Regions from separate parts of the Mus musculus genome. Here region 1 is linked to region 2. The links are chromatin loops, found by intact Hi-C in ENCODE. Cell type or tissue: heart. All regions are shown on one strand. Links, peaks and the distances in the headings refer to the core of each region. The heading gives the core; the rest is flanking DNA. Region 1 overlaps Pp2d1 (protein phosphatase 2C-like domain containing 1). Region 2 holds the start of Kat2b (K(lysine) acetyltransferase 2B).

What was found. A loop is a pair of places that touch in the nucleus more often than their neighbours do. Peaks named below come from ENCODE experiments on the same cell type or tissue, not always from the same donor. Only the 100,000 strongest peaks of a DNase experiment are listed, where the experiment ranks them.
Region 1: it touches region 2 in a loop (2.1-fold over the local background); 6 of 42 quality-filtered maps call a loop at or near these places.

The regions. Positions count from the first base shown.
Region 1 is chr17:53,505,826-53,521,319 of GRCm38, reverse strand. Pp2d1 (protein phosphatase 2C-like domain containing 1) reads left to right here. Exons shown (of 3, transcript NM_173449.3): 2 at 5,316-6,379; 3 at 12,722-13,860. The coding sequence ends at 13,488. It overlaps Rab5a (RAB5A, member RAS oncogene family), which reads right to left. Exons shown (of 6, transcript NM_025887.4): 6 at 13,642-15,006. The coding sequence ends at 14,891. Among named protein-coding and RNA genes, the nearest start is that of Pp2d1, 26 kb to the left of the region's middle. In heart, for the core only: a CTCF peak has its summit at 8,829 (motif pointing left); no DNase peak of the experiment used is centred there.
Region 2 is chr17:53,559,288-53,574,781 of GRCm38, reverse strand. It overlaps Kat2b (K(lysine) acetyltransferase 2B), which reads right to left and starts at 7,811. Exons shown (of 18, transcript NM_020005.4): 1 at 7,204-7,811. The coding sequence starts at 7,452. In heart, for the core only: CTCF peaks have their summits at 6,805 and 7,812; DNase peaks (open chromatin) are centred at 7,171, 7,691 and 8,441; H3K4me3 peaks cover 2,119 bases; H3K27ac peaks cover 1,985 bases.

The DNA.
Region 1 (15,494 bases), core at 7,449-9,948, 54 kb after region 2:
ATTTATTCTTCTCTCATATAATACATCCAAACAACAACTTTCCCTCCCTCTACTCCTACCAGTCACCTCCCTACCTCTCCTCTCCCTCAGAATTACCCCCTAATATCTTCCAGAAAAGAGCAAGCCTTCCACGGACCTCAACTGAACATGGCACAAGAAGATATAATAAGACCAGGCACAAACCCTCACATGAAGGCTGGGAAAGGCAATCCAGTAGGAGGGAGTCAGAGACACCTGCACTCCCACCGTCAGCATTCCCCACCAAAACACCAAGCCAACAACCATAACATGTATGGCAAGGACCTGGTACAGATTCATTCAGGCTCTGCAATTGCAGCTTCAGTCTCTGTGAGCCCCCAAGGTGCCCTGCTTAGTTGATTCCTGCAGCAGTGCTCTCCAGCTACACCTCTGGCTCCCACAATTCCTTCTCCCCCTTTACTGCAGGATTCCCCAAGCTCCAAGGGGAGGGACCAACCCAAGCAGTGTGAGGTATATGCTCCTTCTTGTGGCCTAGACCTTAAATCAGACCAGTTATTGATTGGCCACTTCCACAAACTCTGCACCACTATTGCTTCAGCACATCTTGCAGGCAGGCTGTATTAATATAGGTCAAAGGTTCTATAGCTGGGTACATGTCCTACAATGGTTACCTTGCCTGATTACAGAGGATAGATGGTTCTTGCCCTATATCTTCCATTACTGAGAGACCTTCCTAGGGTCATACTCACAGATTCCAGGAAAGTTGAATAGCAGTATATTTCTACATTGCCCCCTCAAAGGCCTCCAATTTCAGTATTCCCTTGCCATATCCACTTCCCCATCCCCCAACCTGATCCCTCCTAGTCCCATCCCCACAGAACTCTACTCTACCTCTAAAATCCATTTCCCCTTCCCAGGGAGACACATGCATTCCCCCAGAGCCCTCCTTGTTACTTAGCCACTCTGGGTCTGTGATTGTGGTATGATTATTATTTACTTGATCTCAAAGTAGGTGTGATTTGTATTTCCCTGATAGGTGAAGATGTTGAACATTTGTTTTTCTGCCATTTTAGTTTCCTCTATTGAGAACTCTCTGCTTATATCTGTGCCCCATTTTTAATTGGACTATTTGCTTTTGGATATTAGCCCTCTATTAGATATGGAGTTGGTGATAATATTTCCCATTCTGTAGGTCATCATTTTGCTCTATTGATGATTCCTTTGCCTTACAGTAGCCTTTCAGTTTCAGGAGGTCCCATTTATTAGTTGTTGATCTTACTTAGTACCTGTGGTATTGGTGTTCTGTTCAGAAAGTTATGATTTTTTAACCAATGAGTTAAAGGCTATTTCCCAAATTCTCTTCTATCAGATTTAGTGTATCTAATTTTATGTTGAGGTTTTTGATCCACTTGAACTTGGGTTTTGGGCAGGGTGGTGAATATGGTTCTATTTGTATTATTGTGTATGCAGATACCCAGTTAGACCAACCCCATTTCTTGATGATGCTCCCCCCACAACCCCTATTTCTGGCTTATTAAAAATCAGGTGTCCATAGTGTGTGGATTTATGTGGAGGTCTTCAATTTGACTCTATTGATTAATGTGTCTGTTTTTATACCAATACCATACTGTTTTTGTTACTATAACTCTGTATTATACCTTGAAATCAGGAATGGTGATACATCCTGAAATTCTATTTCTTTTCTTTTTTTTTTTTTTTTTTAAGATTTATTTATTAAGTATATAGCATTCTGTCTGCAAGTATGCCTGTGGCCCAGAAGAGGGCACCAGATCTCAGTATAGATGTCACCATGTGGTTGCTGGGAATTGAACTCAGGACCTCTGGAAGTGCAGACAGTACTTTTAACCTCTGAGCCATATCTCCAGCCCCTCTGAAATTCTATTCTTGTTCAGGATTGTTTTAGATATCCTGGAGTATTTGTTTTTCCATATGAACTTGAGCATTGTCCTCTCAAGGTCTGTAGAGAATTGTGCTGGAATTTTGGTTGGGATTGCATTGCCTCTGTAGATTGCTTTTGGTAGGATGACCATTTTTACTCTGCTAATCCTACTGATCCAAGAGCATGGGAGATCTTTTCTTCTTCTGATATCTTCTTCAATTAATTTCTTCAAAGACTTTAAATTTTTGTCATACAAGTCTTTCTCTTGCTTGATTAGAGTGGCCCCAAGATGTTTTATATTATTTTTGGCAACTGTGAAAGATATTGTTTCTCTGATTCTTTTTCAGTACATTTGTCATTTTTATATAGGAGGGTTATTGAGTTTTCGTTTGTTTGTTTTCGTTTTTGTCAATCTTGTATCCAGCCACTTCACTAATGGTGTTTTTCAGCGTTAGGAATTCCCTGGTAGAATTTGCAGGGTTGCTAAGACGATTGATGTGGGTTTTTTTTTTTTTTTTTTTTTTTTTTTTTTTTTTTTTTGGTATATATGTATTTCTTGTCTTTGTTGGGTGGTTGATCTTTTCTTTGGCTGCTGCTGCCCACTCATGCAAGTGTGGTGCCTATGTGGTCCCTGACACAGAAATGTTTCATTGGATTGCTGTGTGATACAAAGGAATGAAGATGGGCTAGGAAAAAATGTGTATCCAAATAGGATAGGGAACCCTTGGTGAGCACTGAGTAATCCAATCCCCGGGAAATGGAAGTGGGGTGGGAAGAGGGGCTCCTGCAGGCAGATTGCAGGAAAGAAGATTTCGGGGGTTTCTCAGGGAAAGTGGCAGAGACTCTGGTGACTGCAGTGGCAAATATTGTGACTGGTAGGGCAAAAGTAATTTACTTTTGGTAATATTTTTTCTTTCCTTAACTTTGCTATTTTAAGACCCAAAACTGCTGACCTCTTGTGATTAACACCTGCTTTTTACAGTGGGGAATTAAATAAAGGATTTATTGGTTGGTAGGGCTCCTTTCTCTGGCAAGCCAGTCAGGAGCCCCTTGCTGGCCAGGCAAGAAACTCTGGAGCTTGTTAACTCTTTGTGAACCAGGAAGAAAAGAGAAGAAAAGAAAATCTTTTACATAGGCAATGCATGCATGCACACACACACATACACACACACTCACTCACTCACTCACTCATGTCAGGCCTGACCACCTGTCTCATCAACTCCATAAGTGGTTCATGCATATTACAAACATACACATACACCTACACATATATGTATTGATGAACAAACATGTATGTATGTATGTATGTATGTATGTATGTATGTATGTATATACATTTAGTGGATGGTACCAGATGCTACCACCTTTTCTCTGGCCTTTTTATATCTTCTTAGACAAAAGTTTTTTAGAAAATTACCTCATAGATAACACATTATACAAAGGGGGCAACTATAGAAGGATGTTGATAGTTAAGTTCAAAGCAGCACTTCCCCATGGCCTCACTTGATCACAGTGCCCACCTGTGGCTTCATCCTTGGATCTGACCTAGCATGGATGTTTTACCTTGATCACAAATTTGTCCCAACCCTATTTTTCTTTTTAGTGTTAATTGTGAAAGCTCATTGTATTCCTTACTATGCAGCCTTTCCTTCCTTTCCTCTATGAGGAGTGAGTACATTCTATTCTTGATTCTGACTATTACATCTTTCTGGTAAAACAGATAAAACCATCTCCTGAATACTTTTTTTTTTCCCCTAAACTGACCAAATCAGGAATTCTATAAAGCCATTCATTCATCTAAACAGCATTAGCTCATGAAAGTTCATCTTCATGTTGATCTGCAGAAAATTTGGTCAAGAAGGTAGGCTGATGCCCAGGAATCATTAAGCTGTGTAATAGGGATAGGAAAAAGTATATCAGCAGTAAGAAGTGATCCTGGGATGAAGTCTATTGGGATCTTGCCTCTCAGAGTTCACTCATCATAAGCCATGTAAAAAATGGTGGGCCATCTCCAGAAAACTTATTTGCCTTTAGCCTTTTCTGGATGGCTCCTGACAAGGAAGAGTAGTGAAAACCACCTACTTGTGTCAGCCCCAGTATGGCCACTTAGGGTCCCTAGTAGAAAGTATGTCTGTGACCTGGCAGATGATATAAATATGTTAAGTAGAAAAGAGTTAGGATGACCCTGGGTCATCACAAAGAGATGGAAGTGTGCTCAGGTAATGGCTATAGGGCAATCTGTGGGACTCCTGTAGATAGGTTTTAGGACTCTCAGAAAGTTTACATTTGGATATGTGTGTGGTAAAGTCAAGGTCTCAGTACATATCCAGAGCTGGTCTCAAGCTCTCAATTTTGTTTCAGCCTCCTGAGTACTGGGATTATAAGTGTGTTGGGCTCCCATCACTCCTGGCTTGTAGAAAATATTTTTCCTTTCTCCCTCTACTCTCTAGTCATCCATTCATTTGTAAAGACATATAATAGTTAATTACAGGCTGGAGCTATGGTTCAGAGACACTGCATTTGCCTAGCCCTGGGATCAATAATGACCAAAATGGAAAAGAAAACGTTATTATTGAGATTGAGACCTGACTAGTTTAACGGAGGTTAGTTGGTAACACTCTATGGTTTTCTTGGTTTTCTTTTTCCCAGACAGAAACTCACCATGTAGCCAAAGCCAACCTCAACCTCATTGCTACCTTGTTTTGGGCTATAAATTATATTGAAAACATTTAAAAATTACAAATGGATTTTATGTTAAAATTGTATATGAGAGTGTGTGCTGGGCTCTCTTCTATCATTTAAGCCTTAATCCTTTGAGGCAGGTCCTTGGTGGATCTGGAACTCACTTTTTTCTTTTTGGTGAGGCTGGTAGCCAGGAAGTCCCAGTCCAGCTATTTTTCTGTCTTCAGTGTCAGGAGAGATTCTGCCTCAAAGGAATAGGAGAAGCATGGTGGAAGAGGGCATCGAATGTTCTCGTTTGGCCTCTATCATCTGCACGTGCACGCACACACTTATAAAATAAAATGTTTCTTCATAGCTGGAGTAAAATATTATTTCTCTGAGTATTTGTTCAGATGTCTAGCTGAATTTGTGGACTGGGCACTTAATTTCACTTAGGCCAACATGGAACAATCAGTGATTTGTTAAGGACCTTTTTGGGGGGCTTTATAAAACTCAACTGTAGGTTTCTATAAAATCATGAATAAGACTGTGCAAAGAGAGTGTACTATTTCTTTCAGGAATCATCTTAAAATATTCTAAAATGTATTTTATGTGTATAAGTATTTTGTCTGCATGTGCACGCAGTGGTAGACAGAGGTCAGAAAAGGCCATCAGGTCTGGAATGAGTTACTGGTGTTATGAGCCTCATGTGGGTCCTATGCAAACACAACAGGTGCTCTTAACCACTGAACCACACATTTCATCTTTCTCCCAGAGTGTTTTGGAGATCAAAAGTGTGGGATGAGAAAACTTCAACATTTACTTCTGATGAGAATCTCAAGATTGGCAAAATGGTTGGCAAAAGGAGAAGGCCTAGACCAAAGCGCTCCATCGACCTGGAGGATTCCACTGAGCAGCTGATTTCTGGTGACATGGTCACATTCCCCTGCTCTGTCTGCTACCGAGAACTGAACAAAGCTAGGAATTTTCTCCATAAGAAACATCACAATGCTCTGAGTATGCTGGGTTTCCAGTGGATGGGAGGGAGGCAACCAAAGCCCAAACTGGTCAGTCTTCATAGAGAGTGTATAATCTCTAACCTTTTGAGATCTTCTACATACAATGAAAAAGTCCTTCACAATGTGAACTACGCATTTGAGTTTCTTTGGAAGAAACAAGTTCCATCATACTTCAAACTTTGTGATAAGGTTGGCGAGACTTCTACGTATTCTCCAAACAGCAACCATCTGATGATTAAAGGTATAGCCATCTGTAGCAATAATAATTCAGCCTGGAAAGCGGAGCCGAACTGTAAATTCACGGTCGTGAACGATTTTGGTGATAAGGCCAATGTGTGCTTTTTCGGTTTATTTGATAGCCATTACGGTTATGCAGCAGCAGACCTGGCATCAAAGGAGTTTCAGGTTTTACTTCTCCATCAATTGTCTATACAGGATCCTTCCTACCAAATGACAGCTGAGCAGAAGCAACTCATCAATTCCTTTGACACGGTGTTCAGGGAGGAATACAGAGCCAGAGAAGAGGCCTTCTCTTCCACATACAAAACCTTCAGAACTAGTAGACGGGAGTATGAGGATACACACAAAGCCTTTGCAAAGGCATTTTGGAGAATGGATAGGCTTCTACGGCTTGGAAGGAATGAGACTTCCCGGGTTCGCTGGAGCGGCTGCTCGGCACTCACTTGTATATTAGAGGGTGGGATTAAGAACCCACATGCTAATAAAGACTGGGAAAAAACCTATCAGCAGGGTTCCACCAGTCTTCCCTTCCAGAAGACTCCACAGATCATATCTGGAGTACTACACCTGGCAAATGCTGGTATGTATCTTCATTTGCATCCTAAATATCTGTAAATGCCTACTCATGCTGCTAAAACCACTGTTATTTAGCAATTTGCTAATGTGCAGAAATTGCACTGAACAACTAAGAAACAAACAAACAAAAATTCCAGTTTAAATAGACTGCAGACACAAAAACCAAGCAACTATTTTTATGGGTACTGGTATGAATTGTGTAATGAAACTTTTCCTGGGAAGACAAAATACACACTTCTAAGTACCCCCAGATAAGGAGCCCATGATAGACCAAAGTATGGAGACCATCAAAGTCCAATGTGGGGAACAGATGAGTTTTACTGGAGCTACTTAGCTGATTATGGAGGAGGGTTACTTACAGGGGCAGAAATAACTCTTAGACACTGTATCACTAAAGCCCATTGCCAGCATGGGTGACAGTTCACAAAGGCTGGGAACCTGGAGCACACTGCACATCCTGCAGGCCACTCAAAAGGTTGGAGAGTGTCCTTTCTGGGTGACTCTGGTCTTCCAGGCAGATAAATTAGTTTCTGCATCTTCTAGACAGCTGGTGTGGCCAGGGCCTCTTTACTTACTTTATTTATAGTATGTTTCATATTTCTCCCCCCTCCCTCTTATTCCCTCCTTCTCTGTGTGTGTAGACAGTAAGTTAAAACAATTCCAAATGACATAACAGAGATGTCGTACAGGTTAAAAACAGTAACTATGCCTAGATCCAAACAAAATGGACATAAGGAACCCACTCTTTTTGAGGGTGGAAAGTTGATTAATAACTGCTAAGACAATCTTGTATACTTTTGGGGACAGGACTCTTGTTTCCCAGGTTCGCCTCAGACTCACTGTATAGTCCAGGGGAGTTTCCTTGAACTTCTGATCATCCTGCCTTCCTTCCTATTGAGAGCTGGACTTACAGACATGTACCCTAACTCTTGGGGCTGCTAGACTGAATGCTTGCCAAGCACCCTACTAACTGCAGTGACTTTCCTAAGGAGAGACCAACGCGTGTGTAACAGATTGTTGTTTCATTCTCAGTGACCATGTGGTATTAATTTCCTAATAGAGGAACCATTTTTCCTTCAGTTTTCTGAGCTTTAAACTGGCTAAGATACTGGGCAAACTCTTCTCACAAGGCCCACTTTGTTGTTCTTACTTTCAACACGGAATTCCTCTGCCTCTCAAAACTGGGGTGTCAGCAATCAGCCCTGGCTAAGTTCTCGTCCTTATCCTTTCTAATTTATATTCTATCTGACAATTCTCCTTTATCTTTTACTTCTTTACTTCATTAAATCCTTATGGGATTAAAGTACTTACACTCATACATATACATATACAGGGTCATGTCTGCAGGGGTGGGGGTGGGGGTAGGTGGAATTGCCACAGCTTTTCAGAATGGTGTCTACAGGACACTATCCACTTAGCAATGGCTAAAAAGTGATTTCTCTACATTCCTTCATTCAGTATTGTCATTTCATTTGGTATATTTGCACTTAACCCCTGAACCAGCTTTTTAGCGCCACCCCCCCCCCCCCTTTTGAGATGGTCTTTCTAGGTAACTTAAGCTAGTTGTTATCTTAGTCAGGGTTTCTATGACTGCGAGAAATGCAAAAAGCAAGATTTAGCTTATACTTCCAGATCATAGACATTGCAAGTCAGGACATGAACTCAAACTCAGAAGGCATGGAGGGGTTCTGTTTACTGGCTTTCTTAGCCTGTTTCTTATAGTACCACTCTAGCCCAGGGATGGCACTATCTACCATGGGCTGGAGCCTTTCATTCTGATCACTAATTGAGAAAATCCTGGATCTCATAGAGGCTCCTTCCTCTCTGATGACTCTTATCAGCATCCAGTTGACACCAGAACTAGGTCAGTATAGTTAGCCTGGCAAACGCCCCCCTCCCCTGCTTTCACCGTTCTCATTCTAGAGTACTGGAATTACAGGTGTGTAATCTGGCTCAATCACTATTTTGATCATACAATGATGTTTATATATGTATTTCTATATGCATCATTTTGTATTTACGTCTTTCAGGAACTCCTACTCCTTTTGTTCTTAATTCCATTATGCTGACCTATTCATTTGGTTTGTTTCCTACCCGGAAAATTCCTTGGTTTCTACCATGTGGATGTCCTGTTGTTTTCTTTCCTTCCTTTCTTTGAGACAGGGTCTCTATTATGTATCCCTGACTGACCTGTAGCTCTGTAATCCAGACTGGCTTCAAGCTCACTGAGATCCACTTGCTTCAGTCTCCTAAGGGCTAGGAAAAAGGAATACACCACCCATACAAGGCTAGTGATGAATTTTAAGATATTATTTGCCTTGATTTTAAAGGAAATAATCAATTGGTGTGGAATTACAGACTGGCAGATTTTTCTCAGTTGTTGGAATCTGTTTCCCTGTTTGGCCTGGCTGGCATCCCTGTCTAAGCCTCTCTTGTTCAGAATGTGGCTCCTCCTTGTGGCTACTTGAAAGATTTTCTCTTTCTCAGATTTTAAGCCATTTATTTGACTGATGGATCTATTTCTCTTTAAGGCTCCTGTCTAAGATCACTCACATCATTTGTGTTAGTCCATTGGACCCTACCAGCTGCCTACAAATGCTCCTTTAATCTGTGCTTTGTTTCACTCTTCTATTTTTTTCCTTTTTTGAAGTAAATATTTTTCTAAATGCAGATGACCTGAGCTCACAAAGATCATGGTGCATGTGTGGAGACCAGACAACTTTCAGGGTTAGTTTTCTTTCTACTGGCAAGCCATCTTTTCTTTCTTTTTAACTCTAATCCAGGCTGTCCTCCTAACTTGTGGCAATCCTTCTGCCTCATTCTGAGCATCTCAACATACTGGATGTTATAAACTCCATACTGGCAAGCCATTTTCTTCCTTTTGGAGACAGGATCTCACTCTAACCCAGCCTGTCCTCCAACTTGTGGCAATCCTGCCTCATTCTGAGTACTGAGGTTACAGATACTAGCCACCATGTCAAATTTTCTTCCTTTCTCTTCCCTTCTCATCTTTCCGTTCTTCCCCCTTTCTCTCACCTTTAGTGTTTTGTTTTCCTCTCCCATTTTCTGAGATTTAGTCAGTCACTAAAGACAAGAAGCTAGAAGTTACAAAGAATTTATTCTTATGTGTTTTTGTGAGTGTAACGTATGTGCAGGTACCTGTGGAGTTTGAAGAGAGCACATTAGATCCCCCAGAGCTGTAGTTATTGGCAGTTGTGAACCACCTGACAGGTCACTAAGTGTTCTTTTTTTTTTTTTAAGATTTATTTATTTATTATATGTAAGTACACTGTAGCTGTCTTCAGACACTCCAGAAGAGGGCATCGGATCTTGTTACAGATGGTTGTGAGCCACCATGTGGTTGCTGGGATTTGAACTCCAGACCTCTGGAAGAGCAGTCGGGTGCTCTAACCCACTGAGCCATCTCACCAGCCCCCCACTAAGTGTTCTTAACCAGTGATCCATCTCTCCAGCCCATTATCATCTTCTGACTTAAGAACTTTGTTTTTTCTGCATCAACTCATCAACACGTGGAGACCCACGTTGTTTACAACATTACAGTACATTGCCCAGGATCGTGTTTGGTGAGATGGGCTAGACCCTGATCCACAGTGACTATTACTGCCCCCTTTGTTTTTTGGACACAGTGGCCTCACTCTTGCAATCCACCTGCCTTATACTACCAAGTTACTACTCCTTTTAAAAACCAGAATAGTCACATGTATCTGCCATATTACAGAAGTGTATAAAGCCAAAGTGCTTGCTTACCATCTTCCTGCTTAAGCTAGTATGTGAATTCAAGCTGTCACATAGAACATTAGAAAGTTGAGCTACTCCCCCCACATAGTTTTAAACCTATAGTAGCATTACTTACACATACATACACTTTCTCTATTTTAAGAAAGGTGCTGAACTACATCCTAATAGTTTATCCAGTTGCCACATTAAATGCAATGTGTTGCTTTGCTGGTGACATTGCTCAGTTTTCAGAATGTCTCCTAAAACCCATAAAGAAGGCATGATAGCACCTGATAGAAGGAGGACTGGGAATTTTAAGACACTGTCAACTACAAAGACAGTTCAAGGCCAGCTCAGGCTATATGAAGTTTGTCTCAAAACCAAACCGAACCGAACCGAACCGAACCAAACCAAACCAAACCTCCCCACTCAATAATTACTGACTTACCTGCTACAGATCAAAGTAAAAGATCCACAAGTTAGGATAAAAGAAGAATGAAAATAGAAATTTGTGCAGACTGCGGGAGCATAATTTGCATAGCACAGGGTCACATTTTGCAAGCAACCCAGGACCTCAATTAGCATTCATTCTATTATGTTAATGAGGCAAGACTACTGTTTATCTCACATCAGGTTAGGCTTTCTGTCAAATCATACCAGTTGGACAGACTTCAGCCTTTTAAGCCTAGATTCTTATTTGCTAAACAAATCAAAAAGTTTTTCTGAAATGAGGCAGACACAGGAAGATCTCAAGTTTAGGTCAGCATGGGCTACATATTGAAACTCTATTTCAAAATTAATCAAAAGAAAAACAAAAATAAGTTAAAAGTTGAAGAAACAGAATTGAACACATTAGCAACAAAATTCTGATTCCAAGTATAGCACTGTTAGAGGCCTAAATATTCTTTGATTGTAGACAGGGTTCACTGTGTGTAGCCTGACTGTCCTGGAACTCACAGGTCTCTGCTTCTTGAGTGCTGGCACACCACCCCCACCTGACAGAATATTCTTATTTTAAAGTGTGTGGTACACGTGCATGTATGCCACAGCATGCATGTTGAAGTCAAGGGCAGCTTTGGGGATCAGGTTCTCTCCTTCCACCATATGGGGTCTAGCTCAAACAGGTCATCAAGTGTCTCTTCACACTGAACCATCTCACTGCCCCCACCAAATTTTGCTTTTAGAACTGGCATATTAAAGTAGGAATTTTAATTTTCAGGGGCAGAGTATTCAGATACCAATGCCACCTGAGATATGCTGTGAATCACAATGCTGTACCAAAAACTACTGCTTGTTCTTAAACATATGATGATTCTAAAATCTTGGGGAAAACAAACAAAAAAAATCCAAACCCCTTCTAACAGCATCTTTTAATCTGTCTGGACCAGATTTAGACTTCAGGACATTAATGAAGCAAAATGTTGCAAATATCCCAGGTTTATCTCAACTATGGTCATACCATACTGCCATCTCTTACTGAAGACTTCAGTTAACAACTGTCAAGAGTTTAATGTGGCTGCCTATTTCCCCAACATGAATTCTTATAGAACTGTTTAATTACACATTAAGGAAACCTAGGATGGACACTTAACAGTGGAATTTTATCATCCATATCCTAAATACATTTGAGTTTTAACTTTGACCAGTAATATACATATGTATATATATATGTATACATACTTTGTTCATTTATTCATCCATTTATTATTTATTGATTGATTGTGTGTGTATATACCTGTATATGAAGGTCAGAGGACAACTTGTAGGAGACAATTCTTTTCACCATGTGAGACCCAAGAATGGAACTCAAGATTAGCAGGCCTGGTAGCAGCTGTCTTTAACTAACTTTCTTAACAGCCCCCAACAGTTTTTGTCCTTTAAGGATTTCTCATTTTTATGTGTATGTGGTCCTGTGCACACAAGTACAGAGGCCAAGGGCATCAGGTCTCCTTATACCTGAAACTACAAGCAATTGTGTGCTAACCTACATGATGTTAGTAATTGAATTCAGGTACTCTGCTAGAGGACCTCTTTATTGCTGGGTCACCTCTCAAAACCCCACCAAAGATTTTGTTGTTGTTTGTTAATTACTTGGTGCTGGGAAGATGTTTCAGTGTTTAGGAATACTTGGTGCTCCCCTAGAGAGTTCCCAACGTCCATTTGGGTGGGTCATGGCAAACTAACTTCTGCTCTAGGGAATCCAATGCTCTCTTCTGGACTCTACAGACACCCACCCTCATGTGCACATACACATAATTTAAACATTAAAAAAACCCTTTATTTGAATATTTAAAAATCTGAATAGATGTTAAAAAACAGTAAAAACCATTCTTTGAAACAGTTTCATAAAAAAATTAATTTAGAAATTATTTTTCATGACCTGTAGGTTTTTTTTTGTTTTTGTTTTGTTAAGTGTTTTAAAGTCTACTGGTTATCACTGAGATTTGAATTAGGATGTGTACAGTGTTGAGCTTACATATTCTAGAAATATTTACATGTCATACTTTGTGTTTAGCATTGAAACAGAATTAGTAAGTTGCATATGTTAATATGAACTGATGATTAATCTTTTGATCTCTTTCTCTTAAACAACAAAACACTTGTCTAGGAAACGTGCAAGCAGTCTTATGCAGAAATGGAAAAGGGTTTTGCCTGACCAAGGAACACAGTACACGAAACACCAAAGAAAGAAGAAGAGTCCTTTACAGCGAAGCAGTGATCAGTTCAGATGACCCCTATGGCCTCCTGGATGGGCACATCAAAACCACCCGGGGTCTTGGATTCCATGGAAACCTCAGACTAAAAAAGTCCATTATTCCAGCACCGCAAACAATCTCTGTCCCTATAGATGATCTATGTCAGTTTCTCATCTTAGCCACTAATGGACTTTGGCAAGTTTTGGACAAGAAGGAAGTCACTGCACTGGTAATCACCTTGTTTCATGCATATAAAGAAACCCATGTTCCTCGCCCTAAAAGCAAACCCTGGCCACCTATAGGCCTTCTTTCCCCACCAGACAGTAACATCCGAGTGCTGTTCCAGTACCAGCCTGAAAATGAAGACATTATGTCAACTGCAGATGGGACGAAAGGGCTATCTGACTCAATATATGCTGAAGCTTACACTCATCAGGGTACATTTTCTCCAAAAGTGACCCCTTATGACCCTTGTAGCACAAAAGAAAATAGCAGCTTACCCACTATAGACAGTAAGCAGGAAAATGAGAAAGAACTATGTATTAAGAATTTCTACAAAGGTGCAGCTGAGTACATTGGCTGTGAACTTGTAAGTGCTGCAATAGAAGGGGGTTCCAGAGACAGCATCACTGTTATGGTAATGTTTCTCAATGGGAGCGAGTATCACAGGCTGACATAAAAACATTCCAATGACCTAGAACAGCAAACAGTGCTACAAAGACTCCCGTGAAAACCATTCCTTAGACCGGGAAGGAAATACAAAAGCTGCAGCTTATATATCATGCGTATTATGGTGTATACTTTATGTCAAAGACAGAGAAAACTCAGTGTTGCTTTTTACATCACTTTATTCCAACCTGAGCACCTCAATATAAAACTAAACACCGGTGAACTGTTCTCCTTACTAGTTTTGAGTTACTGTAAAATGTACAAGTTCTGCTAGCAGATCAACACTTAAATAGATTAAATCATCTGACACATGGTAGATTTCATATAATGAAAATACCTAAAATAATTAGTGCAATATACTGATTAAAATAAAATGGACTTCAAAAAACAAGGCTTCAAGATTATTACTAATAACATTGTAATACTTATGTTACAATTGCAAGTACATTGTTTATTATGGTTCTAGCCATGTAAGAACAGCAAAGCCCCTTCCTTTCATAGGGGAAGAAAGAAATAATTAGCTGTTTTAGTAACTGTACATTTTGTATATGTTTAGGCAATTCTTAAATATTATAGGAAATAATAAACATATGGAGACTACAATGCAGTACTCTATTTACAGTACAGCTGAAGATCATATTTAAAATAATCAAGTTTGAATGTACATAATTGTTAGTGCACTGACTAATTATGCCCAAAGGGAAGCAGAGCCCCCTCCCTGTTCCAGACACACCTCTATGGAATAGCCAACAGTGATTAACTAGAAAGCAGATACCTGGTTTGTTTCCACTTTTTAAAAGAAGCTCATATGAAGGGACCACTATCATTAAAATGCATTTATCGGTTTCATATTCCTAAAACAGCATGGGGTTACATGTGACTTAATTTTTTCAATCAAATTTTAAGAAGTAATGGGACTGAATAAAATTAAGATGTCATCAATATTCATTCCTTCTTTCTGGAGATGCAAGACTGTTTTGTTGGGATTGCTTTATTAATATGTGAAATGTAGACTTTTTAAGAAAATCAAATTACACCATTTGCTTGGGTTTTATTGTTAAGCGTAAGTCTTCTAAAAATGTTTTCTAAAGCATACATTAGTAATTTTGAACATGTCATTCCTGACTATTATCCCAGTTTGGAGACTGGGTGGGTTAAGAGTGGGTCCATACCCACTGGAGATGAGCTGTTCCCCTGCACTTTCACATGGAACAAGTGTACACACAGTCCTCATTTTCCTTTCTACTGCTGGAGGAGCACATGCATGTTATTAAAAATTAAGTTCAAAACACTCAAAATAATTCAGAATTAGAAACTTGATTCTACCATAGTCTCTTTTTGGAAGTCACACTGGGCCGGCTAAATGCTCCCAACTCCATGGTTTTTGCCATTCAGGAAGTTCACACTGGAGCTCAGTTACTACAACACTGGCTTCTGGCTGGCTGTGCAGGCTCAGTAAGGTCTACTCCTCGTCCTCTGGCTGAGTTTGCACCAGGATTCTGTGGTTCATTCTTTGGCAGCTTTTTAGCTGAGAAATAAACAAAATAAAATTGTATTATTCATATTAAAATCACTTAGACCTGCTTCTTTATAATACTCTCCCTGTTGGGTTATTTCCAAAGTTTTATGTGACTGTTGGCTCTTTTCAAAGGTTTATTACTTACTAAATGCCAAAAAGCAAAACAAAGCACCAAACAACCCACAAAAATAAAAATACTCTTCCCCAAACAATAATCCCCACTCTTTGCTGTATTAAAAGCGTTTAATCTCTTAGTATTTTCGAAGTAGTAGGTAGAGGCCAATTGTAGATATACCATTTAAACTTAAATTTAACTAGGACTACAGATAATTCTTATATCAATTCCCTTAGAAATCACAGTTTTCTTATGTCGTATTGGGTCCTGTGCACACTAGGGAAGTCTAGTACCACTTAGCTACACTTAGCCTTTTTTTTGTTTTTTTTTTTTTAAAAAAGATTTATTTATTGTTGTAAGTACACTCAGTTTTCAGACACAC
Region 2 (15,494 bases), core at 6,701-9,200:
CTCTTTACTGTTCATTTATTTTACCCCAGCTCATAGAATTACCCCAAGGTCTCCAAAGATGATGATGAAGTCCAGCAACAACCACTCCCCAGGATTATGGTAACGGTAACCACTGAGCAAGACTGTCCCAAAGGCATTGCCTGCCAAGGGACCTTGCCTTCATTGTGAACAAGCAGGACAATGGAGAGATGATTGCCTCACTGTACCTTGGCAAAGTATGGTCAGACTTCAGGAAAAGCCTCTCAACTCTCCTGGGCCTGTCAGCCAGACAGATGCTGTCCTAGGACCTCTGTACCCAGCCATGTCCTGGAGACCACAGGAGCCTGGGATAGCTAGGTAATTAATGGGTAAGCCTCTTCATTTTAATTGCTACATAGGCCATTTGGAGTATACTTCCTGCTATAATTTGAATTTCTCAGATCTCGGATGGCCTGGATAGCTAGGCTAGCTGTAGATTTGTCAACGTAACAGCAGCAGGCAGCCAGGTTCTTCCCTAAGAACCCACGAAGGGTCCTCCTTAGTCCCTTTCTTATATAAAAATCAAATGTACCTTTTTCTAGAGCTACCAGATCTCTTGTTAAGAAAGGCAGACGGGTTTGCCTTGCTAACAGGCTTCATATTAAAGGAAAAGCAGGCTTCAGACGTAACTCTTTACTGTTCATTTATTTTACAGAACTTGCTTTGAAATAACTTCTCAGTAATACCTACTCTGGTAAATGAATAGATGGAAAGAAAAAGGTTTAAGGTCTATGCAAGTTCTGAGGGTCTAAGAAAATGTTCTAAGGTATACAAAAGTCTGGAGATATGAAAGCTTCAATAAGTTCTAAGGGTCTAAAAAATGTTTTCAGGTATATAAATGCGAATTAGCAAGTGATTTAAGGGATATGAAAAATAGACGATGTTTTGGACTTCTTTCCCCTTCTATGCTATTGTTATACTAAGATTTCAAAGGGCCAGAGTTTTAACATTGATTAATGGAGTTCTGATAAGCTGGTAACGCTATTTTTTTCTACAGTGTGGACTTCAGTACAGATTAATGCTAATATATCTTGAAAATTTTATGTCTCTTTGTAAACTAAAGAAAAAAAAAATCATGTAGGCTTCAGGGCATCATAAGACTTGGATCCACCTCCCTCAGGTCAAAAGGACTCCAGTTAAGTATAGCTTAAGTTTCCTCACCGGCCCATTACTGAGAATGGGCTCTCTGTCCTGGTCAGGAGACTCCTTCTCCTCCCACAATTACTAGGTCTGTGGGCCTGAACGCTCCAAATGTAATTTTCTTTTAAGTTCCTAACTTCAGCTTCTGTCTGCAGTCTCTATCTGTCCCAGCAGATTGCTGTTTGACCGACGCCATCCATGAATCAGCTGCTGACTACAGCCTGCTCATGAGCCCTGGACTTGCTGAGAGCTGATGAGAACTGATGGGATTGTTCTCTGTCCCTTCAGGGGTCAGCAAACCAGATGCTCCTGATAAATGTCCCATTGCCTGAATTTCCTGGTGACCTTGACTAGCACTCCAGCCTTCCTAGGCCCTGATAATGACTTCCTAATTCCAGCAGGAAATAGTTACACAAAAAAGTATGTCGACCCTTGTCCCCCTACAGGCTGGAATGTTAGATCAAAAGGGCACTCTCTGGCACAGGAGACAAACACCTATAATACTCATTGGCATACCAAGAAAGGTACCAGTTAAAAACCAAATAGCCCCAAATCTATCAATAGGTAAATTCATTAGCTGAGACAGTTCTACAGTGTAATAGGACATTCAACCTGCCCAATGTAAAACAAAGAGGTTATTGCATGGCTTTAAAAGAAAATTGTTGTTTCCATATAAACCACTCAGAATAATTATTATCTGACTGTACTTAAAAAAAAACAAAATCCAAAAAAGAGAGCTGACATGACCTGACTGGGGCCCCATCCACTTCTAGCCTCCACTAACACAGTAACTCTGATGTCAGCCATCACAGGGCCTTTGGCTCTTCTGCTTCTGCTATAATTACTCTTGCATCATTGATGCCTTAACTAAATGCCTAACTAAGTCCTGTCTGGGTACCACTAAACTGATGGTTATTAAATCCCAGTATAAACAGGTCATCACAGAGTCAAGGATTTGACTCAAGATATAAGTCAGGGAAGGAATGTAAGACCAAAACAGGAAAAATACACTTGCAGGTTAAGAATTCTGTTTGCAGGGGTTGGGGATTTAGCTCAGAGGTAGAGCGCTTGCCTAGCAAATGCAAGGCCCTGGGTTCGGTCCTCAGCTGGGGGTGGGGGTGGGGTGGGGGGGGTGTTCTGTTTGCAGTGAAGAATGGGTTGCTGTTTGTTGGTTGGTTTGTTGACCCATCTGCACCAGCTGCACTAGATCACATGTGGGCACGAGGTATGCTTGGCCTGATTGGATTTAAGCCAGAGGGAATGTAGGCAGGTAAAACATGCCTGGCCCTGATTGGATCTGATGGGAAATTCAGTGCATTATGAGTTGTGCCTTTTAAAGTCCCTGCAAAATATGATCCATGGCCATTTTTCTACAGACTTGGCCAGTATTTAATTAAAGCTTGCTTCAAATTTGGCTTAAGACTGTGGTAGCGACAAGGACACTTGCTCTACTCTGGTCAAAGCTGCTTTATTCATAATAGCCAGAAGCTGGAAACAACCCAGATGTCCCTCAACCAAAGAATGGGTACAGAAAAGGTGGTTCATTTACACAATGGAATACTATTCAGCTATTAAAAACAAGGACATCAAATGGATGGAACTAGAAAATATCATCCTGAGCGAGGTTACCCAGACCCCAAAGGACAAGCATGGCAGGAGCCTAGCCTAGCATGGCTGTCCTCTGAGAGGCTCTACTAGCAGCTGACTGAGACAGATGCAGACACTTACAACCAACCATTGGGCTGACATCAGGGACCCTATGGAAGAGTTAGGGGGAGGATTGATGGAGCTGAGGGGGATGGCAACCGCATAGGAAGAACAACAGTGTCAACTAACTCGGACCCCTGGGAGCTCCCAGAGACTAAGCCACCAACCAAAGAGCATACATGGGCTGGTCTGTGCCCCTGGCATATATGTAACAGAGGACTGACTGCCTTGTCTGGCCTCAGTAGGAGAAGATGCACCTAAACCTGTAGAAACTTATGGCCCAGGGAAGGGGTGGGGGGGAGAGCTTGAAAAGGGGAGGGGCGAAGAACTCTTGGAGGGGGAACTGGGAAGGAGGGCAACATTTGGAAAGTACATAAATAATGGGCTGGAGAGGTAGCTCAGAGGTTAAGAGTACAGCCTGCTCTTCCAGAGGTCCTGAGGTCCTGAGTTCAATTCCCAGCAACCACATGGTGGCTCACAACCATTTTTAATGGGAGTGTCTGAAAACAGCTACGGTGTACTCGCATAAAATAAATAAATAAATAAATAAATAAATAAAACAGTTGTTAAAAAACTGGATTGTGAGTCGGGTGTGGTGGTGCATGCCTTTAATCCCAGCACTCGGGAGCCAGAGGCAGGCGGATTTCTGAGTTCGAGGCCAGCCTGGTTTACAAAGTGAGTTGGTCAGCCAGGGCTACACAGAGAAACCCTGTCTTGAAAAAAAAAAAAAAAAAAAAAAGCAAAAAAAAAAAAAAAGATTGTGGTAGTGGTCTTAATCTCTAACCAGTAGGATTAACAATCAAATTTGATTATTGTGGTAACGATTAAATTTGCAGGAAGGAGGCACTTGGGTAATTAATTCCTAATGAAAATGTTGGGTAGGGAAATAAAGAGAAGATATCTGGGAACAAATTTTGCATCTCTTTTGGCTTTGTTTGGGTTTGGGGTGTGTGTGTGTGTGTGTGTGTGTGTGTGTGTGTGTGTATGTGTGTGTGTGTGTGTGTGTGTGTGCACGTGAGATCAATACTAAACTCTGAGAGAGCCTTGTGATAAGCTCCCTCCCCGGGGTTTGGCTTTGTTTGGGTTTGGGGTGTGTGTGTGTGTGTGTGTGTGTGTGTGCGCGCACGTGAGATCAACACTAAACTCCGAGAGAGCCTTGTGATAAGCTCCCTCCCCGGGGTAGGGAATGAGTTTTCAGGAGGGAAGACCTTTCAGATCCCAGAGAAAAACGTGTGAGACCTGAGGTGGAAAGAGAACTGTTCCACAAAGCCCTGAGACAGACGTCAGCCAGGGAAGACACATAAAATAGACTCAGGAAAGGGGAAACAAAAGGATGGGAAGTCACCAAGGTCAAGACTATGCTTCCCTTATCGCTCTGGCAGTGTCACACAAGCCAAGTGGCTCTGATGCAACCTTTACCACCAACAGTTCAAAGAGCTCTAGGCTGGATCCTGTAAGACAAGTTTGTCACACACAGAGTCTTCCCTCTTTCTTCGGTTTCATAAAGTCTAAATGTCAGATCTCTGTTTTCTTTCAGTGGTCCCCAGGAAACTAAGACTTCCCAGATCTGTCTTTTTCCATCTTCCTTGATGTCCTCCCACTGGCTCAAGAGTCATTGGCAAAGGTAGTGTCAGCTGTCTTTTGTGACTTGCTCAACTTAAGTACAAAGACAAGCTGAGAAAAAAGAAAAAAAAAAAAAAAAAGCCACAGATTATGTGAGAAACCTCATCAAATCCAATCAGCCGGGCTTAAAGAAAATAATCTGACCACTCATATGCACTCGAACACACGTGCACATAATAAAATGTCTTTTTTTTTTTAATCTAAGATAACATCCCTCCCAGGTTTGGAGTCCAGTATTCCCAAACACCCACTAGGCCACACTCACCCCTCCCCCACTCCAGCAGGCCCCAAGCAAAGGAGGGCAGGCTCTGGTTGGCCCAGCTCCAAGTTTTCAAAACTGCTTTCAGTTTCTCTTTACAGCAAGAAACCCTACCCCACCCAACTCCAACGGGCCAAAAGTTCTAAATCAGTATGACACTTCCTCCGTCTACTGGATCTACAGCTACTGAGTTCTCCAAGTCCCGTGCCCTACATCCCAAAAAGGCTCCACTGGAGTCCACTGTCACTGCGTTACTGCCTTTACCTTAGAATCTGAACACATACTCCAACAACTCCACAAAGACAGACCCCAGTGCCATAAACCTGGTACCTGGCTTAATGCCTAGCCCCAGTTAGAAATCCTCATAACATTAGCTAAATAAATCAGCAAATAAGACGGCACACTTTCAGGCTGGTGAGATGACTCAAGGAGCACACAGAAGAGATGAACACTCTCTGACACTCGCAGACAAACACCACACACACTAAACTTCATTTCAGAGTCTCTCAAAAGCAGGAAGAAAGAATAACAGGTTTTTCTTTCCTAGGAGATTGTCAGAAAATATGACCAAAAAAAAAAAAATTCTCAAGTTATACACTTGAAGTTTCAAATAATTGAATAATAATGAATAATTCAAAGTATTTGGGAAGGCCAGGGGAGGAGCATGGTGGTAGAACTGTAATCCTAGGCAGATAGGAGTTCAAGACCATCCTGGACTTCATAGGAAGACCTAGAGAAAGTTAAAAAGAATGCATGTGTACAACCACTGGAAAGTTTTCAGACAGGAGGCAGTATGGAGATGGGTATTGGTGATGGGGACTCAGGCTAATACTGAAAACTAAGTCAGGACTACATAGCTGGCTTTCTGAATGAGACTAGAGCAGCTGCAAAGGCCAAGCCTATTTATTAAGTCCTTGAACTTGCTCTGGGTTCTGTTGGCCACTCTCTCCCCGGCATGCTACACCAGAGGTCCTGTCTAAGGTGGATGGTAGGTCGGACTGGTAGGACTGTAAAACTAAGGAAGTCAATAGCTTTTGGAGTAGAGCCCCTCGCCTTTCCCATTTCTTAGAAACATACTTCCAATTTTTTTTTTTTGCACGCCTTAGTCTATACCACGTGACGTTAGTATTTCCCAGCTCCTCTGCAGAATTCAAAAGTAGTAATATACTTGCTTCGTGGAAAGTATTCTCAGTTGCCACTCACATCTCCTGGGGGGCTTTGTTGGAAATGTAACTCCTCAGACCCCACCCCAGACCTCCTGATTTTTGCTTTTAGCGATTCCAAAGCATATTTGTGTGCATAAGGCACCGCACTGGAGCCCTCTCAGGAAGGCACAGCAGGTGCTGTGACTGCATCGATAAACAGGAGGTGACCACAAGGAATGGGCAGGGCATGCTTGAGACCCCAAGGTCCTTAAAGCTCCAGAAAACACGACAACCAGAATGTCCCGGAAGGGAAGTCATCTACCAGGTTTATCCATCCTGGCTGTACAGTGGGGAGTAGGAATGAGAACCTGGATGCTGCGGATGCGACTCCTTTTACAGTAGTAAGCTGGAGCAGCAAGCAACACGGGAGGTGTGAGTGAGTGAGTGCCTGGTCCCAACCACAGGCCGCCCGGGCTGACAAGGCCAAGTCCCCGCCCACTTCTGCTGTCACCCAGTCAAAACAAAGCCGCAGTCTACAGTGCAGAGTCGCTCTCCCCTGCAGCCTGGAGATGCTGAGCCCCCTACAAGTGCTCTACAGCTGGATGCCCTGGGTGCCTAAAGTCCCCAAAGAGGGAGAATGGCAAGAAAGCTGTCTTCAAACTGAGCAGACGCGCTCGCCGCCTGGGCTGTCACCCTGCCAGACCCTGTTTACACCCTAAGCGGCCAGGATCCCGCTTTCGCTAAATAAATAATAACAATAATGACAGGGTTGTCGCCGCACGGCCGAGGCCGCCAGGCGCCAAAGGACAGGGGCTTGGGGCAGTGCCCACCTCCCACCCCGCGCTCCGCCCCTTCGCTCCCGTAGAGCGCCAGGATTCCAGGACACTTCTGGGTGCTCCACAACCCAGCTCCTCCTAGCGGGGCTCAGTGGGGAGGGCGAGCGCGGGGAGACACACGCTAAGATGCCCCCAACCCCAAAAAAGCTGCTTCCCAACCCCGACAGATCTGCCACACCAAGCACAGTTACACTCCCTGTGAAAGGACTCCCGCGAGCTCCTACAGAGCAGAAAAAGCCCCAGTGCCGAGCGCTCCGAAGCCAAGACTCATCCTTCCCAGAAGAGGGACACCGGCAGATCTAGAAGACCCCCTACCCCTGTCCCAGTGAGATGCTGTGCAAGCCGCAGCGGCAGAGCGCGCGCACAGAACGCAGCACTTCCGCGGTGCCGGCGGGAAGCTGGGAGTGGGTGGGGGAGGGGAGGGGGGGTCCGAGCCCGCCCGTGACCCCGCGATTGTGCTCATCCCAGCGGGTACCTTGCAGGCGGAGTACACGCCGAGTTTCTCCAGCTTCTTCGCCCGCGGAGCAGAGCGCAACTGCGCCTTCTTCACGGCGATCCGGGCCGAGCCGCCTCCTCCCGGTCCCTCGGCCGTGCCCGCCGCGGCCACCGCGGTCGCTGGCCCGCAGGAAGCAGAGCTCCCGGCAGCGGTGGCCAGGGTCCGGGGGGAACCGTGCGGGGGCGCGGGAGGCAGTGCTGGGGACCCGGCCCCGCCAGCCTCGGCCATGCCGCCCCGACTGTCACCCGCAGCTGCCAGGGTCCCCGCGGGCGCTGGTGGCGGAGCCGAGACCCTCCCCCCCCCCCGGCCGCCGCCCTGCGCCCTCCCCGCCCCCGCCGCACTCGGCCGCCAGCGATCGCAGGCCCCCGCGCCTCCCCAGGCGGCTAGGACGCTAGCGGGCCCGAGCGCCTTGGCCGCGCTCTGCTCCCCTGGGCCTCCGGCATGCTGCTGCGAGCGTAGCCGCCCGCCGGGAGCGCCAGGGCCCGTAGGTGACCGGCGACCCGCGAGACCGGGCCGCTGCAGCCCAGGCACCTGCCGCCCTGCGCTGCTGGCGTCCCTGGGCCTGACACCCTCCCGCGCCGAGACCCAACTTCCTCCACCCTAGCGGGAGCCAGAGGAAAAAAAAATGTTTTCCAGAAGTACCCGTCAGCGGCCAATCCTCCTCTTTGTTGCTAATTCACCAAAATCATGGCGTGAAGGGTTCCTTTTTTTTTTTTTTTTTTTTTTGACTTTGAGTTAAACTTTTTTTTTTTAAACAATTCTTCCCCATCGTCTTCTCCTGGTAGTTTCTGAACCGAATATGACCAGAGAGGGAGGGAGATGACTCAATGGTGTGTGTGTGTGGTGTGTGTGTGTGTGTGTGTGTGTGTGTGTGTGTGTGTATCACATAATACTTGTTCGTTTGAGAACATTACATGTCGGCGAAATGAAAACTAAACGCATGGAAAAAGTTTGAAATTAGTCCGCCTACGGGGTTCACTCGAGGTTGGCTACTTTCAGCTGCTAGTGTGTCTATTGTTTTCAAGTTAACCAGAAAGACAGCGTCCAGGAAAGTGATTCCGATTTTGACTTAAACTTCAAAATCAAAACTATTGTCCCTGGCTCTGATGGTAGGAAGAGATTGTTTCATTTTTTCACATGGGTCAACCTTCCTAAAGCGATTTGAATAGCCCTGCATTGCCGGTCAGCACCGTTGGCAAGTGCCCTAATTCTGCGGAGCAAGCATAGTCACAATGTGGGACAATGGTCGTAATGAATTTGTGATTGGTTGTCTAGCAAGCTTGGTAGCTCCTGCTGAACTCCAGCCATATGGGATGGGCTTTCCCTTGCAAATACTCTTACCAGTCATGCTTAAAGTTGCATTTTATGTCTCAAGATGTGTTTCGCCAGATTCTGTGTCCTTTTAACGCAGAGTAATGCAATGCCAAGAGAGAAAGAAGTCTCTTCTCAAAGGAGTGACACCTGCTGTGAAACTGCAGCCTTACTAGGCTACATCTAACTGAAGTCCTTACCTAGGCTTGACCTTAGCCTAGTGTGGAAGCTCAATAGAGTAAGACTCTTGCCTCAAAAATTAATTAAATTAATTAAAAAACAGGCCAGGAGCGGTGGTCTTCACCTTTGACCCCAGAACTGCAGAAGCAGAGACTGGCCAGGCTCTGTGAGTTTGAGGAATTCTGGTCTACTGTTAGGAGTTCCAGGTCAGCTAGGGCTACACAGTGAAACCTTGTATATAAAGAAACAAGGAAAAAAAAAAAAAAAGAACTCAGCATGTCTTTAATCCTGGCATTTGGGAGGCAGAGGCAAGTGGATTTCTGAGTTCGAGGTCAGCCTGGTCTACAAAGTGAGTTGCAGGACAGCCAGGGCTACACAGAGAAATCCTGTCTGGGGAAAAAAAAAAAAAAAAAAAAAAAAAAAAGCTCAGGGGTTTTTTGTTTTGTTTTGTTGGGGGTGGGAGGGCTCAAGACAGGGTTTCTCTGTGTAGCCCTGGCTGTCCTGCAACTCACTTTGTAGACCAGGCTGGCCTCGAACTCAGAAATCCTCCTGCCTCTGCCTCCCGAAAAAGCTCAGGTTTTACATCACTGTCCTCTGGTTGTTTGTTCTTCAAGTTTCTACAATAATGTCATTAAAACATTACTTACTGGGGAAATCCAGGTTCTCTTATATGTTCTTAGTGTCCTTTATCTAAGAATTTTTAAGTGGATTCAGAAGGAAGATTGAGGCCCATTGTATTATAGTGAACTGTAAATTCTGGCAGCTGCCCAAAGGTAAACAGAAGGAAGAGAAAAACTGGCTCATTTTTAGAGTGCAGAAAGTAAGCCTGTTCTGCACTTGGAGCCTAGGTGGGGTGTAAGTAGCTGTACAAAAGGGTGGTTTGGAGATGTATATAACCTTCAGAGAAAAGTGGAGAATGCCCCGAGGGCCAGGGGTGGTATGCTTATGCTCTTGGCCAGAAACCAAAGAAGGGATAGAACTGGTGTGAAAACAAAGATACACCTTTTGAGTTAAGAGGTCAAAAAGGCAGACAATCTCGAAAAACCAAAAAAAAAAAAAAAAAAAAAAAAAAAGAGGCAGACAAGAGTTCGAGGCCAGCCTGGTCTACAAAGTGAGTTGCAGGACAGCCAGGGGTATACAGAGAAACCCTGTCTTGGAAAAAAAAGGCAGACAAGCTTAGCAGTCCAGATCTGTAAGTGGCTGCACAGCGAGAGGGGCTTATGGGTAAATGTAAGAACATTATCTCATTTAAGAGACTGAAAAATGTTCCCATCTCCTTAATGTGTTTGTGGGCATATCAGTTTCCCTAAAAACTGGTTACCTGGCCAGATGATATTTATTGCCTTTCGAGACAGGGTTTCACTGTGTAGCCCTGGCTGTCCTGGAATTCACTCTGTAGACCAGGCTGGCCAGGAACTCACATATATCTTCCTGCTTCTGCCCTCTGAGAGCTTGGATTATTGAAAGCATGCACACCTAATGGTGATTTGTGGTGATTTGACAGGGCCAGTTGGAAGAGGACAGTAATTTGTAACCTTTTTTTTTAGTTTTTCTTTGTGTAGCCCTGGCCGTCCTGGAACTCACTCTGTAGACCAGGCTGGCCTCGAACTCAGAAGTCTGCCTGCCTCTACCCCCCAAGTGCTGGGATTAAAGGCATGTGCCACCACTGCCCGGCCAAATCTAAGTTCTTTAATTCTCTCTCTTTGTCTCAAAAACAAACAAACAAACAAAAAGTCGAATAGTACATTAAATGTAATCTTTTAAGAAAAAAAAAATCTATGGCCAGGCATGGTGTCGAAAGCCTTTAATCTCAGGACTCGGGAGGCAGAGGCAGGCAGATTTCTGAGTTTGAGGCCAGCCTGGTCTACAAAATGAGTTCCAGGACAGCCAGGGCTATACAGAGAAACCCTGTCTCGAAAAACAAAAATAAATAAATAAATAAATATAAAAATAAGCATGTAAAATACCCAGACTTGATGCTAGAGTCTGTTGTGCCAGGGAAATATTAGTGATCCCAAAAAAGACAGACAGGAGTTGATCTGATGTAACTCACAGCAGGGTCTTTATTCTATTTGAGCAAGCTCCCCTGCCCCCAACACATCACCTTCAAGCAAGACAGTTATAGTGGTGGGGAAGCCTCAACTGTCTATGTGGCAAGGCTTTACAGTAAGCAACAAGCAGGGATTCATGTGCAAGCACCTAATTAGAAAGCTGCTGTGCCCTTTAACATAATTGGCTGGTTCTGGGAGTCCTATCATAAACTTAACTTCTGCTCCCCTCTGCACTGGTGGTCGTTAGGTAAGGGGTGGGCTTGTGACCTGGGGGTGCAGGTTTGTTGGGGGAATAATCTGGAGACACTGGTCTTGTTGAGGGGTGTAACCTGGAAACTCTGGTCTTGTTGGGTATTTAGCCTAGAGACTGCAGCTAGGCTCAGGTTTTGTCGTGGGGGGCAACTGGGAAACTAATGCTAAGTACCAGCCTGTTAACTTACCCTGAGTTCAAACTTAGGTCAGGTTCCCTGAAATGGAGTCACAATTTAAAAGCTTGGGCATCTCAGTCCGCAGTTCAGAACACTCATTGCTTTTGCTGAGAACCCAGGTTCAATTCCCACCACCCACATAGCAGTTCACAACCACCCTAACTCCAGTTCCAAGGGATCCACTCCTTCTGACCTTAACGGGTACCATGTATGCATATGGCATACATTACATGCAAGTAAAACATGCACACCCATAAAATCAATAAGCCTAAAACAATTCTTATTAAATAGCCCAGCTTTAGGAAGAGGAAACCGCCCTTTCTAAAATAGGCCTCATCAAAGCCTGCGACTCCCACCCTCCACTCTTTCTTAGTTTCTCAAGTTCTAAGGAGGGGCAATTGGAATGCTTCCTTTTCTACAAAATGGTTGTGGTAGCTTGGAGTAATAATTCACAAATGTAATCCCAGGATGTTGGAAGCAGACATATATGGTAGCAAGTTCAAATCCAGTCCGGGCTACCTAATGAGCAACGAGCCAGCAAGGGCTACATAATGGGACCCTAGCGTTAAATTACTTAATTAAATTAAAAGTTGTATCGCCATGTAAATAGAAGATGGAGTCCAAGGTTTATAGTGAAGGAGAAGGGAAGAGGGGGAGGCCTATCCTCATGGATTGGCCTACTAATGCCTATTCAGCTTTCTAACATAACTAAGTGACTGTAGTACTCAGATCAAACTTCTTCCTGACATTTCTTTTCTTTTATTTTGATCAGGTTTGATCATCATGACATTAACAAAGGGTATTGGGTTCCACTTCTGGCCATTTGTTACACTGATGGAATGGTCCTCTTGATTTGTATGTACCACTGGGTGTAAATGTTATCTCAAAAGTGGGATGATGGGGCTGGAGAGATGGCTCAGTGGTTAAGAGCACTGACTGCTCTTCCAAAGGTCCTGAGTTCAAATCCCAGCAACCACATGGTGGCTCACAACCACCCATAGTGAGATCTGATGCCCTCTTCTGGTGCATCTGAAGACAGCTACAGTGTACTTAGATACAATAATAAATAAAAATCTTAAAAAAATATTTTTTAAAAAAAAAGTGGGATGATGAGATCCAGGGGCAGATGTGATGGTGGGGGGTACTTTAGGGGGAAGAAAAGCAAAAGTGGGGGAATGGATTTTTTTTTTTTTTTTTTTTTTAGCTCAAGGCTAGCCTAGTCTACATAGTAAATTCCAGGCCATTCGGCACTACAGAAATTTCATTCAAAACAATAACAAGTTTGAGTTTGAAGCCAGTCTATTGTACATAGAGAATTCCAGGACAGCTTGTTCTGCATAGCAAGACTGCTTAAAAACTAAAACAAATTTATTAAATTAACTTTTCAGATCATTTATTTATTTTTATTTTATGTACATTGGTATTCTACCTGCTTGCATGTCTGTGTGAGGGTGCCAGATCCCCTGGAACTGGAGTAGCCCCATTAAATACATTTTTAAAAGAAGAAAGACTTTCTGAGCATGGCGATACATGACTGTAATCCTGATGACTAGAAGGGTCCTGATGTCCTGGCTTGGAGAATATAAGAGGAAAAGAAAAAGAAGACCATGCCACAGAGATGGATATGTAATTCAGACACACAGAGGACGAAGGACCATGTGACAGGAAGAGTGAATGTAGAGGTTTGCTGTGCATTGTAATGCTAAATTCTGTACCCAAAGGGAAAGTTGCCTACATGACAATTCTTATATTTACAAGCTTTTGTCCTGCAAACCTTGTTCCTTGATGTAAAACAATTGGTTAAATAAAACTGCCCACAACCAGTTACTAGAGGGTTTTGAATTACCTGGTTAGGGGTGAATAGGAGAGTGGGGAGACCTGGTGGAGAAGAAGAAAGAAGAGAGGAGGCTGGCAATGAGGGGAGATGGGCGATGAGCACAGCACGTGGCCAGGAGAAACAAGGATCTGGGATATACAGATGGGAGGTAGCCAGGCCAACAGAGGTAGCCAGGCCAACAGTTAGAAAAGCAGATTAGGGGTTACCCTCTAGAAATTGTCAAAGCCAAATAAAATAACCATAGTCTGAGTTTCGTTTATTTTTAAGCTAGTCAGGGATAAGCTTAAATTGGTTGTACTACAGAGACTTTAGAGGAAGAGTTAAGGAAACCCAATATTTCAGAGGCGAAGCCTAAAGTGTTAGGGAGCACATGCTTACATGAGATACAGACGCTGGAGGTATCTGTTGGATGAGCCTTTAATCCCAGCACTCTGAGGCAGAGGCAGGCAAATCTCCCAACTTAAGGCTAGCCTGAGTATCATAGGGCATTTCTGGACAAAACAGACTAGAAACAAAGAAGGAAGAGAAGTTACACTTCACTGAATAATTCAGAAAGCCTGATAGACTTACAAGCTATATTACAGTGGTACAGCCCAATAGCCTATAAGCCATTGCATCTGGAGTAGAAATTCTGGGAAGGAAAAGTACAATATCTCATTACTTCTTCCGTCTATCTCTTTAGCATGGCTTAACATGTAACTACATTCCTAGGATTGTCTCTAGGCCAGGTGATGAGCCAGTCCAACTAAAATGTTATGTCTCAACCCAAGCCTAAGATCTTATTCTTTTGGCTAGAAGGTTTTTTTTTTTTTTTTTTTTTTTTTTTTGCTTTTTGGTTTTTGTTTTTGTTTTTGTTTTTTTTTTTTTTTACTCTTAACACTAGGACATTGGAAGCTGAATCAAACAGGTTGGAAGTTTGAGGCTAGCCCAAGAGAAAAAGAAATTATGTCAGGCAGTGGTGGGACATGCCTTTAATCCCAGCATTTGGAATCTCTGAGTTCAAGGCCAGCTCATTCTATAGAATGAGTTCCAGGATGGCCAGGGCTACACAGAAAAGCCCTTGTTGTTGTTCTTGTTGTTCTCCTCCTTCTCCTCCTCTTCTTTCTTCTTCTTTTTTTTTTCTTCTGGTTTTTCGAGACAGGGTTTCTCTGTATAGCCCTGGCTGTCCTGGAACTCACTCTGTAGACCAGGCTGGCCTCAAACTCAGAAGTCTGCCTGCCTCTGCCTCCCAAGTGCTGGGATTAAAGGCGTGCACCACCACGCCCAGCCTTCCTTTTTCTTTTAAAAAGAGATTTATTTATTTAATGTATATGAGCATCCTGTTGCACATACCCCAGAAGAGGGCATCGGATCCCATTACAAATGTTTGTGAGCTACCATGTGGTTGCTGGGAATTGAACTCAGGACCTCTGGAAGTGCTCTTGACCACTGAGCCATCTCTCTAGATAGAAGAGAGTATTGGGGTGGCTGGAGAGATAGTGTGTGTGTGTGTGTGTGTGTGTGTGTGTGTGTATGTGTGTTAGAGAGAGAGAGAAAGAGAGAGCCAGAATAAAAATAACAAAAGCAATCGTGAATTATATGTATGATTAATAAATCGAAGGTATGATAAGGAAGGAAGGGGAGAGAGAGGAAAGGAGTGATTAATGTCTTAACTTTTTTTTTTTTTTTTTTTGGCTTTTTGAGACAGGGTTTCTCTGTATAGCCCTGGCTGTCCTGGAATTCACGCTGTAGACCTTTTGCCTCCCAAGTGCTGGGATTAAAGGCGTGCTACCACTACCTGGCATATCTTAATTTTTAATCTCCGGGGGTTGGGTGTAGTTTAGTTAGTAGTTGCCCAGCATGCACAAAGCCTGGTGTTCTAACTTGAGCACTGCAAAAACTGCATGTGGTGGCAAATGCCTGTAATTCCACCTTGGGAGAAGCAAGAGGAGCTGAACTTCAAGGTCACCCTCTGGTACTTGGGGAGTTTGAGGCCAGCCTGGGTTACATGAAAACCTTTCAAAAACCAAACAAACAACCCCCCCCCCCCAAACAAAACAAAGTAAAACCTTCCCTGCTTTTCAATATTCTTTATCTTTTCAATTCATGTGTGCGTCTCGGAGTAGCTTGCCAGGGCTCCTGGAGCCTGGGTGTTTGCTGTACATTTTCTACTTACACAAGGTCTTCTGGAATGTCTTACAGCTATGTCCTTTGGATACGTGAGAAGGAAACAGGAGAATAGTCAAAGAAGGAAGCAGGACACTGTAACGCTGGAGTCATGATGACTTCAGCTCTCCTGTGTGTGTGTTTGAAATGTTCTTTTATAATACCTGGGGGAAGGCTCCAGTTTGGTGCTAATGCACCTCCCCCTCCTGATCCATCCCCCCCACCAACCACCACCCCCATCCCCCACCCCGTCTTACCTGGGGGAGACAAGCTGCTTCCCCAAGCTCTGAAGAGGAAATTGTCAGCTTCATTTGACTC